Regions from separate parts of the Homo sapiens genome. Here region 1 is linked to region 2. A link is a contact called in ENCODE Hi-C or POLR2A ChIA-PET data. All regions are on one chromosome and are shown on one strand. Each heading gives the region's core, a stretch centred on a gene start or an enhancer-like site at or near the end of the contact. The rest is flanking DNA. Distances are from core to core; before and after follow the strand shown.

Evidence for each region. Hi-C counts contacts between places; a loop is a spot of excess contacts on that map. ChIA-PET counts read pairs that join two places held with the same protein, here RNA polymerase II (POLR2A). Pooled maps may share reads with other maps.
Region 1: a loop to region 2 is called in a map of B cell, with 2.4 times the contacts of the local background. The contact joins the enhancer-like site here to the promoter of GEMIN6 in region 2. A Hi-C loop is called at or near these places in 1 of 168 maps with a recorded cell type or tissue (B cell), 4 of 37 single-sample maps with no recorded cell type and 9 of 50 pooled maps. POLR2A ChIA-PET finds 5 or more read pairs at or near these places in 5 of 52 experiments (BJ, K562, Panc1 and 2 more).

What each region holds. Positions count from the first base shown.
Region 1 is chr2:38,824,756-38,829,865 of GRCh38, reverse strand. DHX57 (DExH-box helicase 57) reads left to right here. Exons shown (of 24, transcript NM_198963.3): 14 at 1,430-1,526; 15 at 3,177-3,350; 16 at 3,819-4,019. Among named protein-coding and RNA genes, the nearest start is that of DHX57, 49 kb to the left of the region's middle. RefSeq lists an enhancer at 1,885-2,179. Within about 2 kb of position 2,210, at least 4 of the 41 ENCODE cell types and tissues checked have a DNase peak (open chromatin) inside an H3K27ac peak, as active enhancers do.
Region 2 is chr2:38,775,684-38,781,447 of GRCh38, reverse strand. GEMIN6 (gem nuclear organelle associated protein 6) reads right to left here and starts at 3,238. Exons shown (of 3, transcript NM_024775.10): 1 at 3,167-3,238; 2 at 2,330-2,476. The coding sequence starts at 2,457.

The DNA of each region.
Region 1 (5,110 bases), core at 961-3,460, 49 kb before region 2:
GAATTTAGATTACCAGATTGGCCAGTCAATTATAGTTTCTTTTTCTCATTTCCAGTAAAATGTTTATGGATTTTATTTATTAATAAAATTGTCTTCCTGTCTTATAAGGTTAGGAGAATAACTCTTCCTATAGAAATAGAATGTCAAGGTCAGGTGTGGTGGTGCATGCCTGTAGTCCCAACTACTCGGGAGGCTAAAGCAGAAAGATTGCTTGGGCTCAAGAGTTCAAGACCATCCTTGGCAGTATAGTGAGACCTCATCTCTAAAAAAATAAAAAAATAGAAAGTTGCCAGTGGGGCCAAGCGCAGTGGCTCATGCCTGTAATCCCAGCACTTTTGGAGGCCAAGGCGGGCAGATCACGAGGTCAGGAGTTCGAGACCAGCCTGACCAACATGGTGAAACCTGTCTCTACTAAAACTACAAAAATTAGCTGGCGTGTGCCTGTAATCCCAGCTACTCAGGAGGATGAGGCGGGAGAATCAATTGAACCCAGGAGGTGGAGGTTGCAGTGAGCTGAGATCACATCATTGCACTTCAGCCTGGGCAACAGAGCAAGACACTGTCTCCAAAAAAAAAAAAAAATAGCCAGTGTACTGAAAAAGTTTATTTATAGAGCTTAGCTAGGCCAGGCACAGTGGCTCATGCCTGTAATCCCAGCATTTTGGTAGGCTGAGGCGGGTGGATCACTTGAGTCCAGGAGTTTGAGACCAGCCTGGGCAACATGGCGAAACCCCATCTCTGCTAAAAATATAAAAAATTAGCCGGGCGTGATGGCATGTACCTGTAGTCCCAACTACTCAGGAGGCTAAGGTAGGAAAATCACCTGAGCCTGGGGAGGTTGAGGCTGCAGTGAGCCGTGATCGCGCAACTGCACTTCAGCCTGGGTGACAGAGCAAGGCCTTGTCTCAAAAAATAAAAATTAAAATAAAAAAAGAGCTTAGCTAATAATTCTTGGCATTATACCGACAGACATTATACTTTTCCACACCTCAGTTTTTCTGGTTATAGAAAGATAAATCTCCATTTTGTCCTTATTAAGTCAGAGAATATATAAAACATGTAGTTATTTATTTGTTTAAATCCTCTGGGACTTTACAAAGAAAATAAAACTGATAGTGAAAATTTCTCTTTTTTTTTTTTTTTGAGAAAGGGTCTTGCTCTGTTGCCCAGGCTAGAGTGCAGTGGCACAATCTTGGCTTACCGCAAACTCCGCCTCCCTGGCTCAAGCAACCCTCCTACCTCAGCCTGCCGAGTAGCTGAGACCACAGGCGAAATTCTCAGATTATTGCATATTTTGGTTAAAAACAGCTTTATAATCTATATTAGTTTTTCATTTACTTCATTTATCATATTCTTTTTTAAAAAAATTTTTCTTGTTTCTTTTCTGTGCCTATGCTTACCCACATATTGATTCTTTTTATATACCCAGGTGCTATACTTGTATTTTTACCAGGACTAGCAGAAATCAAAATGCTTTATGAACAGCTACAGTCTAATTCTCTTTTCAACAACAGACGTAGTAATCGGTAAGCTAATTGCTTTCTATATTCTTAATCATCCATTGCAGTTACCTCTAAAGATATCATCACCCTCTTTAGACCCTGGAAGAGCACCAGTCTTCGAGCATACATTTGTTTATGCCAGCTGGAAATGAGCAAACCTATTTGCTGCAGGAAATCAGTTATTCCCTTTTTATTAAAGAAAAATATTGGCCAGGCTCAGTGGCTCATGCCTGTAATCCCAGCTCTTTGGGAGGCCGAGGCGGGCGGATCACCTGAGGTCAGGAGTTGGAGACCAGCCTGACCAACGTGGAGAAACCTCATCTCTACTAAAAATACAAAATTAGCTGGGTGTGGTGGCCGGCACCTATAAACCCAGCTACTCAAGAGGCTGAGGCAGGAGAATAGCTTGAACCCGGGAGGCAGAGGTTTTGGTGAGCTGAGATCACACCATTGCGCTCCAGCCCGGGCAACAAGAGTGAAACTCCGTTTCAAAAAAATTCTCTTCACTTAGCATAGTGACTCAGCAAATTTGCATGTAATTTTAGATGTCAGAGCCCCAGATAGTGGGGGAAGGTGGGGGAAAGGCAGCATTAGTAACAACAAAGAAGTCCTACCATTATGAGAGAAAATCATCTTCAATAGTTCCTATTCCAGGAGCAAGACACACTGGGTGTGTCTTCATTTTTAAGGGGAAAACTATTTGACAAACGAACACTCCCTTAAAATGTAAGAATGAAGTTTCTGAGGTTACATCATTGTCATTGCCTGTCTTCTCTGTGTGTGTGTATGTATGTGTGTGTGTGTGTATGTGTATATATATGTATGTGTGTATATATATATATATATATATATATATATTTTTTTTTTTTTTTTTTTTTGAGACAGAGTCTCGCTCTGTGGCCCAGGCTGGAGTGCAGTGGCGTGATCTCGGCTCACTGCAACCTCCGCCTCCCAGGTTCAAGTGATTCTTCTGCCTCAGCCTCACAAGTAGCTGGGGTTACAGGCTCATCTTGTATTTAAAGGAAGAATAATTCTTTGCTGGTTAGTTTGCACTAGGCTTGTTGGTTGTAGAATATCAATTATTTATTCCTCTTCATTATTTACTACTGAATTACACTCCAACATTTTTCCCAAGTTGGTATGAGGTTTTTGGTTCCTAGAACTAAGTAAATATTTTGTAAAAATCAGAAAGGACTTTACCTTTTATTTTATTTTATTTTATTTTATTTTTCGAGACGGAGTCTCACTATTGTCGCCCAAGCTGAAGTGCAATGGCAGGATGTCAGCTCACTGCAACCTCTGCATCCTGGGCTCAAGTGATTCACCTGCCTCAGCTTCCCGAGTAACTGGGATTACAGGTGCCCACCAACACACCTGGTTAATTTTTGTATTTTTAGTAGAGACGAGGTTTCACCATGTTGGCTAGGCTGATCTCAAACTCCTGACCTCGGGTGATCCGCCTGCCTCAGCCTTCCAAAGTGCTGGGATTACAGGTGTGAGCCACCGTACCCGGCCAAGACTTTACTATGTAGAAGAGCTGAGCTCTGAGGACAGGTTGTGGAGAAGTTGCTAATACCTGAAGTCATATTGTTGGTTTTAGTAGAAATTCACCTACTGTAATCTAGTTTCGGTGCTAGGTGCTAGAATACTTCATGTGCTTTTATTTCCTTCCAGATGTGTTATTCACCCACTTCATTCATCTTTATCCAGTGAAGAGCAGCAGGCTGTGTTTGTAAAACCTCCTGCAGGAGTAACTAAGATTATAATTTCCACCAACATTGCTGAGACATCCATAACCATCGATGATGTTGTCTATGTTATCGATTCTGGGAAAATGAAAGAAAAGAGGTATTCCGTCTTGTGGTGATGTAAGAGAGGGGCTAAAAATGCTTCATTTAGGGAGACACCGTTGTTAGTGGCTAATGCTATTAAGCTACACGGATTACTGTATGAAAAAATACTTTGTGAAAACTGTACGTGGATGTGTGAATGATTGTGTAGCCAGGACCATGGACCTTAACATCAAATGGGGATGAAAAGTAATGAATTGCTTTTTCTCTCTTTTTGTCATGTGATTTTATATGTGCTTGTATGAAAAGGGGTTGAATAAAGAAACTGTGTAGTTTGGGAAACTCTGCACTTGATGCCACTTAAATCAGCACTAGCTGCTCCTACCAGGGGCTCAACTATCCCAGAATATACAGGGCACTGTGTCCCTCTACAGGAGGAAGCTGGTTCATCTATTCTGTCCATAGCAAGCAGTCTTGGCCATGTTTTTATAAAATGACTCAATTTATATTTTCTTTTTCTTTATAGATATGATGCCAGCAAAGGGATGGAAAGTCTAGAGGACACCTTTGTATCTCAAGCTAATGCTCTACAAAGGAAAGGCCGAGCAGGCCGTGTTGCATCTGGGGTCTGCTTCCATTTATTCACTAGCCATCACTACAATCACCAGCTTTTAAAACAACAGCTACCAGAAATACAAAGAGTGCCATTGGAACAGCTGTGTCTAAGGTGACATCTGGTTTTTTGTGTTTTGCTTCCAAAAGGTCTAAATGTTTCTCACTCTATTAAGTTCCATGTTTTCCTTTTACTTCTAGAAGATATTTGGCTAAGAATGACCACCAATAATCTCATTTATTTGTGAAGAAAGATATCCTTAGTGTTGCCTTTACCATTCCTTTTAAATTTCTGCACATAAAGATCTCTTACATTGCAGAGCATGGCCCTAAAACAGAGCTTAAGAGTACATATGTAGGGCCGGGCATGGAGGCTCATGCTTATAATCCCAGCACTTTGGGAGACTGAGGCAGGTGGATCACCTGAGGTCAGGAGTTCGAGACCAGCTTGGCCAACATAGCAAAACTCCATCTCTACTAAAAATACAAAAATTATCTGTGTGTGATAGCACACACCTGTAATCCCAGCTACTTGGGAGGCTGAGGAAGGAGAATCTCTTGAACCCAGGAGGCAGAGGTTGCAGTGAGCTGAGATCGTGCCACTGCACTCCAGCCTGGGCAACAGAGTGAGACTCCATCTCAAAAAATAAAAATTAAATAAATGAATAAAATAAAAATGAAATTTAAGTAAGTGGATTACTGTCAATTCACGTCTTAAAGTGAACTACATTAAGTGAGAAAAGGCTAGGTACCAAAAATATACATGTTAATAAAAATGTAAAATTGTGTGTATATAGATTGGCAACTTAAAAAGGAGCTGTATGTGAAGTAAATAAAATTTTTTGTTTATGTTGCACTTTTCTCTAAGTTGCCGATATTCATAATTTGTTTTTTTTTAAAATGAGAACTCTTTTTCTGAATGAAGTTCATAATTTAAAACACTAGTTTTTGAAGAGCTATCACAAGGCAGGACACAATGCAGATTAATTTTATAAACAATGACTGCAGCTTTGGGCTGGGTGTGGTGGCTCATGCCTGTAATCCCAGCACTTTGGGAGGCTGGGGCAGGCAGATCACCTGAGGTCAAGAGTTCAAGACCAGCCTGGACAACATGGTGAAACCCCATCTCTACTAAAAAAATATAAAATTAGCCAGGTATAGTGGCGCACGCCTGTAATCCCAGTTTCTTAGGAGGCTGAAGCAGGA
Region 2 (5,764 bases), core at 1,989-4,488:
TACTCTGTTTGAAATTAATCCTGTCACCAATGAATGCTTCCATTTATTCAACAAACATTCACTAAGGATCCTAAATAGGTAAACTTTTTGCCCAGCCTACAGCCAATCATTGTGGGATACAGTTAAAGGATTAAACAAGTTATGAATGCCTTAAATGTGTATTAGAAAAGAAGGCAGGGTAGCCAGGCGCGGTGGCTCACGCCTGTAATCCCAGCACTTTGGGAGGCCGAGGCGGGTGGATCACGAGGTCAGGAGTTCAAGACCAACCTCTGGCCAAGATGGTGAAACCCAATCCCTACTAAAAATACAAATATTAGCTGGGTGTGGTGGCAGTCACCTGTAATCCCAGCTACTTGGGAGGCAGAGGCAGAGAATTGCTTGAACCTGGGAGGCAGAGGTTGCAGTGAGCCGAGATCATGCCACTGCACTCCAGCCTGAGCAAGACTCTGTCGTGGAAAAAAAAAAAAAAAGAAGAAGGCAGGGTAGACTTAACTTTTAGAGTTAAAAAAACAATAACTAGGCCGGGCATGGTGGCTCACGCCTGTAATCCCAGCACTTTGGGAGGACAAGGCGGGCAAATCACTTGAGGTAAGGAGTTCAAGGCCAGCCTGGCCAACATGGTGAAACCCCATCTCTACTAAAAATATAAAAATTAGCCGGGTGTGGTAGCACATGTCTATAATCCCAGCTACTTAGGAGGCTGAGGCAGGAGAATCACTTGAATCCGGGAGGCAGAGGTTGCAGTGAGCCGAGATCGAGCCATTGAACTCCAGCCTGGGCAACAGAGCAAGGCTCCATCTCAAAAAAAAAAGGTCAGGTGAGGTGGCTCACGCCTATAACCCCAACACTTTGGGAGGTCAGGTGGGTGGATTGCAAGGTCAGGAAATGGAGACCGTCCTGGCTAACATGGTGAAACCCCATCTCTACTAAAAATACACGCCTGTAATCCCAGCTACTTAGGAGCCTGAGGCAGGAGAATCACTTGAACTGGGAAGGTGGAGGTTGCAGTGAACTGAGATCACGCCACTGCACTCCAGCCTGGGCAACACAGCGAGACTCCATCTCAAAAAAAAAAGTTTTTGTGGTTACATTTATTTAAAGTCCTTATCTTTTTCTTTTTTTTTTTTTGAGACGGAGTCTTGCTCTGTCATCCAGGCTAGAGTGCAGTGGCGCGATCTCAGCTCACGGCAAGCTCTGCCTCCCAGCTTCACGCCATTCTCCTGCCCCAGCCTCCTGAGTAGCTGGGACTACAGGTGCCTGCTACCACGCCCGGCTAATTTTTTTTGTATTTTCAGTAGAGACGGGGTTTCACCATGTTAGCCAGGATGGTCTCGATCTCCTGACCTCGTGATCCACCCGCCTCGGCCTCCCAAAGTGCTGGGATTACAGGCGTGAGCCACCATGCCCGGCCTTAAAGTCCTTTTCTTTTAAGAGATATAGTGAAGTATTTATAAACAAAATTATAGGCTGGGGACGGTGGCTCAAGCCTATGATCCTAGCACTTTGGGAGGCCAAGGTGGGCAGATCACCTGAGGTCAGGAGTTTGAGACCAGCCTGGCCAACATAGCGAAACCCCGTCTCTACTAAAAATACAAAAAATTAGTGGGGCATGTTGGCACATGTGTGTAACCCCAGCTACTGGGGAGGCTGAGGCATGAGAATCACTTGAACCTGGGAGGCAGAAGTTGCAGTGAGCCAAGATTGTAACTGCACCACTCCAGCCTGGGCAACAGAGTGAGACTTCATCCCACCCCCGAAAAAAAAAAAAAAAAAAAAAAAAAAATATATATATATATATATATATATATATAGTAAGAATAATTTCTATGCCCAATTTCTATGAAGTTGCCTGGTCTGATAAGGTAATCCATAGTCAGAACAGCATTTAGATTCAAAGGCAGTTAAGTTCTCATATGTAGGCCGGGTACAGTGACTCAGCCTGTAATGCCAGCACTCTGTGACGCTAAGGTGGGCAGATCCTTGGAGATCAGGAGTTTGAGACCAACCTGGGCAACATGGCGAAGCCCCGTCTCCACAAAAAATACAAAAATTAGCCAGACGTGGTGGCAAATGCCTGTAGTCCCAGCTACTCGGGAGGCTAAGGCAGGAGAATCGCTTGAACCTGCGAGGTGGAGGTTACAAAGAGCCGAGATCTCGCCACTGCATTCCAGCCTGGGTGACAGTAGAACCCTGTCTCAAACAAACAAAAAATTCTTATATGAAAATATTAATAATTAGCTTTTCATTTATCTGCTTTCTTAGTTTGTCTATAACATACAGGCAGCACAAAGGGGTGTCAAGATTTCAGGCAAGTAGGATGCATACTCACTTGGCAGAGACTGGGTCTGTAGTTAAAACCCATCCTTTATACTCATTCTTCTCACTGGCTGTCACTCGGACCTCTTTGTAAATGTAATCTTGCCATTCTAAGGGGCCTTTCTTCATCCATTCACTCATGATTGCCACCTGGCTAAATCTGAAACAACCACCAGTGCTGGTTAATATATGTTCCACGTAAGCAAATGTCTTATCCCTAATCTCCATCCTATCCTAGAGACAGAGAACATCTGTGATTTGCCTCAAGTTCGTAATAAGTAACTTAATACAATTAAGTATTAATGCATGTACTGATAGGAACTGATACTATAGTTGGGGAAAAGAACACGTGTAAAGGCTGCTTGAGAATTTTTATCAGGAAAAGGAAAATAGTTAATATGTACAATTCGGCCTAAAGCAGAGGGGTCACCGATTTGCCGCGGGTGCAGTCTGAGGAAATTCATCTGGCACAGGTCTATTCCGATCCACAACCACATTCCAAATCGCTTTCACTCTGGCCTGCAGATGATGCTCAAACCCTTCAACTCTGCTTTTCCTTCCATCGATCAAAGGAGTTCACCCCACTCCTCAACTGAACCAGAAAACTCTCCTGATATCCACCCACGCGCTCTCTGGCTCTGTGTCTCCGCTGGATCCCGCCATCGAGAGGCTCCCCCGATTTATGACAACTGCCCCTTAAAATTTGTTTGAAGGATGCACAAACGAAGGGCCAGCGGCTACAGCTCTAGAGCTTAGATTTCTGGTCCTGTCCTGCAGCCACACGATACCTAACACTGTACTAAAAACCAAATGGTACTTAACGTTTAACCCTGACAAACGAGAAAAATACCAGTTAAAAAACTCCTCGCAACTCTGGGTACTCAGCAACCATGCTTTGAGGAAGGATCGTTGAGCGGAGACCGCCTGAGACCAGCATGCTTTGCGCCGATCGTCACTTCCTTCCCCCAGAAACCTCTGTTTTGTAGTCCTACTTGGAGGTCTGAGAGTCGCGGGACCTAGAGTGCAGGGTGCGGACAGAGTCTAAGATTGTTCTGTAATAATAATAATAATAATGAACCGCCATGTCCTCTAAGGCTATCCCTCTCCATTGCCACGACGGACAGTTCAAATAATCTTTTTTTCTTTAAAGAGGAAAAAGCGGCCGGGCGCGGTGGCTCACGCCTGTAATCCCAGCACTTTGGGATACCGAGGCGGGTGGATCAGGAGTTCGAAACCGGTCAGGAGTTCGAGACCAGCCTGGCCAACATGGTGAAACCCCGTCTCTACTAAAAATACCAAAAATTAGCCGGGCCTAGTGGCGGGCGCCTGTAATCCCAGCTACTCAGGAGGCTGAGACAGGAGAATCGCTTGAACCCGGGAGGCGGAGGTTGCAGTGTGCTGAGATCGCACCATTGCACTCCAGCCTAGGCAACAAGAGCGAAACTCCGTCTCAAAAAAATTAAAAATAAAAATAAATAAAGAGGAAAAAGCTCGTGCCAGGTCCTCAATGATAGTAGACTTGGAAATGCACTTTCGCCTTAGAATCAAAGCACATGAACCCTCAGAGTAAATCCTAAAGCTCTAGGAATGTGAGGTGAACGTGCCGTGGAGAAGAGCGATAGGGTTGCTACAGGAAAGGGGTCCTGATCCAGACCCCAGGAGAGAGTTGTTGGATCTCGCGCAAGAAAGAATTCAGAGCGAGTCCGCAGTGCAAAGCAAAAGCAAGTTTAGTAAGAAAGTAAAGTGGTGAAAGAACAGCTGCTCCATAGACAGAGTAGGATGTTCCCGAAAGTAAGAGGAAAGTGTCCACCCTAGATACAATAGTCCTATGTATGAGGAGATGCGCTCTGCTACAAGGGTTTATGATAAAGGATTAATTTTCTTAATTACTATATTTTTCAAGCATCAATACTATTATCTTTAAAGCAAAATTAGGAATGCCTTTGTTCTCCAGGTATTGCGATATCTGGACACTCCCAAGTCTGGGTCTGTTTAGTAAACTTTTTTTTTTTTTTTTTTTTTTTTGAGACAGAGTCTCACACTGTCACCCAGGTGGAGTGCAAAGGTGCGATCGAGGCTCACTGGAACCTCCACCTGCCGGCTTCAAGCGATTCTCGTGCCTCAGCCTCCCTAGTGGCTAGGATTACAGGCATGCACCACCACATCTGGCTAATTTTTGTATTTTTAGTAGAGACGGGTTTTTGCAATGTTGGCCAGACTGGTCTCAAACTCCTGACCTCAAGTGATCCGCCCGCCTCGGCTTCCCAAAATGCTGGGATTACAGGTGTGAGCCACCGCGCCCGGCGGTAAACGTTATTAATGTCTTCCCTTAACCGTAAACATCTAGAGGCTGGGAATGCCTAACTTTCTGAGAATGCAGACCAGCAAGTCCCAGCCTCATTTTCCTAGCCCTCACTCAAAACGGAGTCACTCTGGTTCCAACGCCTCTGACACGGCCAAGGTATTTCTTGTTTGCTTGGCTTGTATAGGCAATTAAAATGCCTGCTCCTTTGGGATGTGCCCTCAGTACAATCTTGAGAAAGGTGCAGAAGCTGGAAAGAAATGAACCAAACCGGGTTGAATTTTGTCTAGCAGATCACTCTCTATAAACCCCTCCAGTGGAAAAGTGCAAAAGACTTGCTTCTGCTACGGATTTCTGGTCACGCACTTAACTGGCTTCTGGCATGATCCAGAATCTTTTTTAGGACTGAAAAACGGTACAAGGTGGTAAACGCTGAATTCCTGGAAATGTAAAAACCAAGGGAGATTTACAAAAACCAAATGAAAACACTATTAAACAAAGGTGTAGAAAACATCAAAAATGTATCAGCTTTTTCCTTACTCCTTGAGATTTAGGTTCCATATAATCTTCAAAGTATATTTTCTTATTGTCATCATTTGAATCTTTCCCATAGCCTTTATTCGTTGCATGATTGGCTGATTATATTAATGTAGTTTTAGTGGATTCTTAGATTTTGCTGGTTAAAGCCCTCTGTAAATCTACTAAGAGCTCATATAAGTGCCAATTGTTATCACAGTGTGAAGGAAAACACTTGAACTCGTAAAAATTCAGTCCAAAAGAGTTACAACCAACATGTCACAAACTGTTCATTTTCTTTTCTTTTTTTTTTTAGCGAGACTCCGTCTCGCTCTATCACCAGGCTGGAGTGCAATGGCACGATCTCAGCTCACTGCAACTTCCGCCTCCTGGGTTCAAGTGATTCTCCTGCCTCAGCGTCCTGACTAGCTGGGACTACAGGCGCCTGTCACCATGCCCAGCTAATTTTTGTATTTTTTTAGTACAGAAGGGGTTTCACCATGTTGGCCGGGATGGTCTCGATCTCTTGACCTTGTGATCTGCCTGCCTCGGCATCCCAAAATGCTGGGACTACAGGCGTGAGCCACCGTGCCCCGCCAACAAACTGTACATTTTCATTTTAAGCTATAA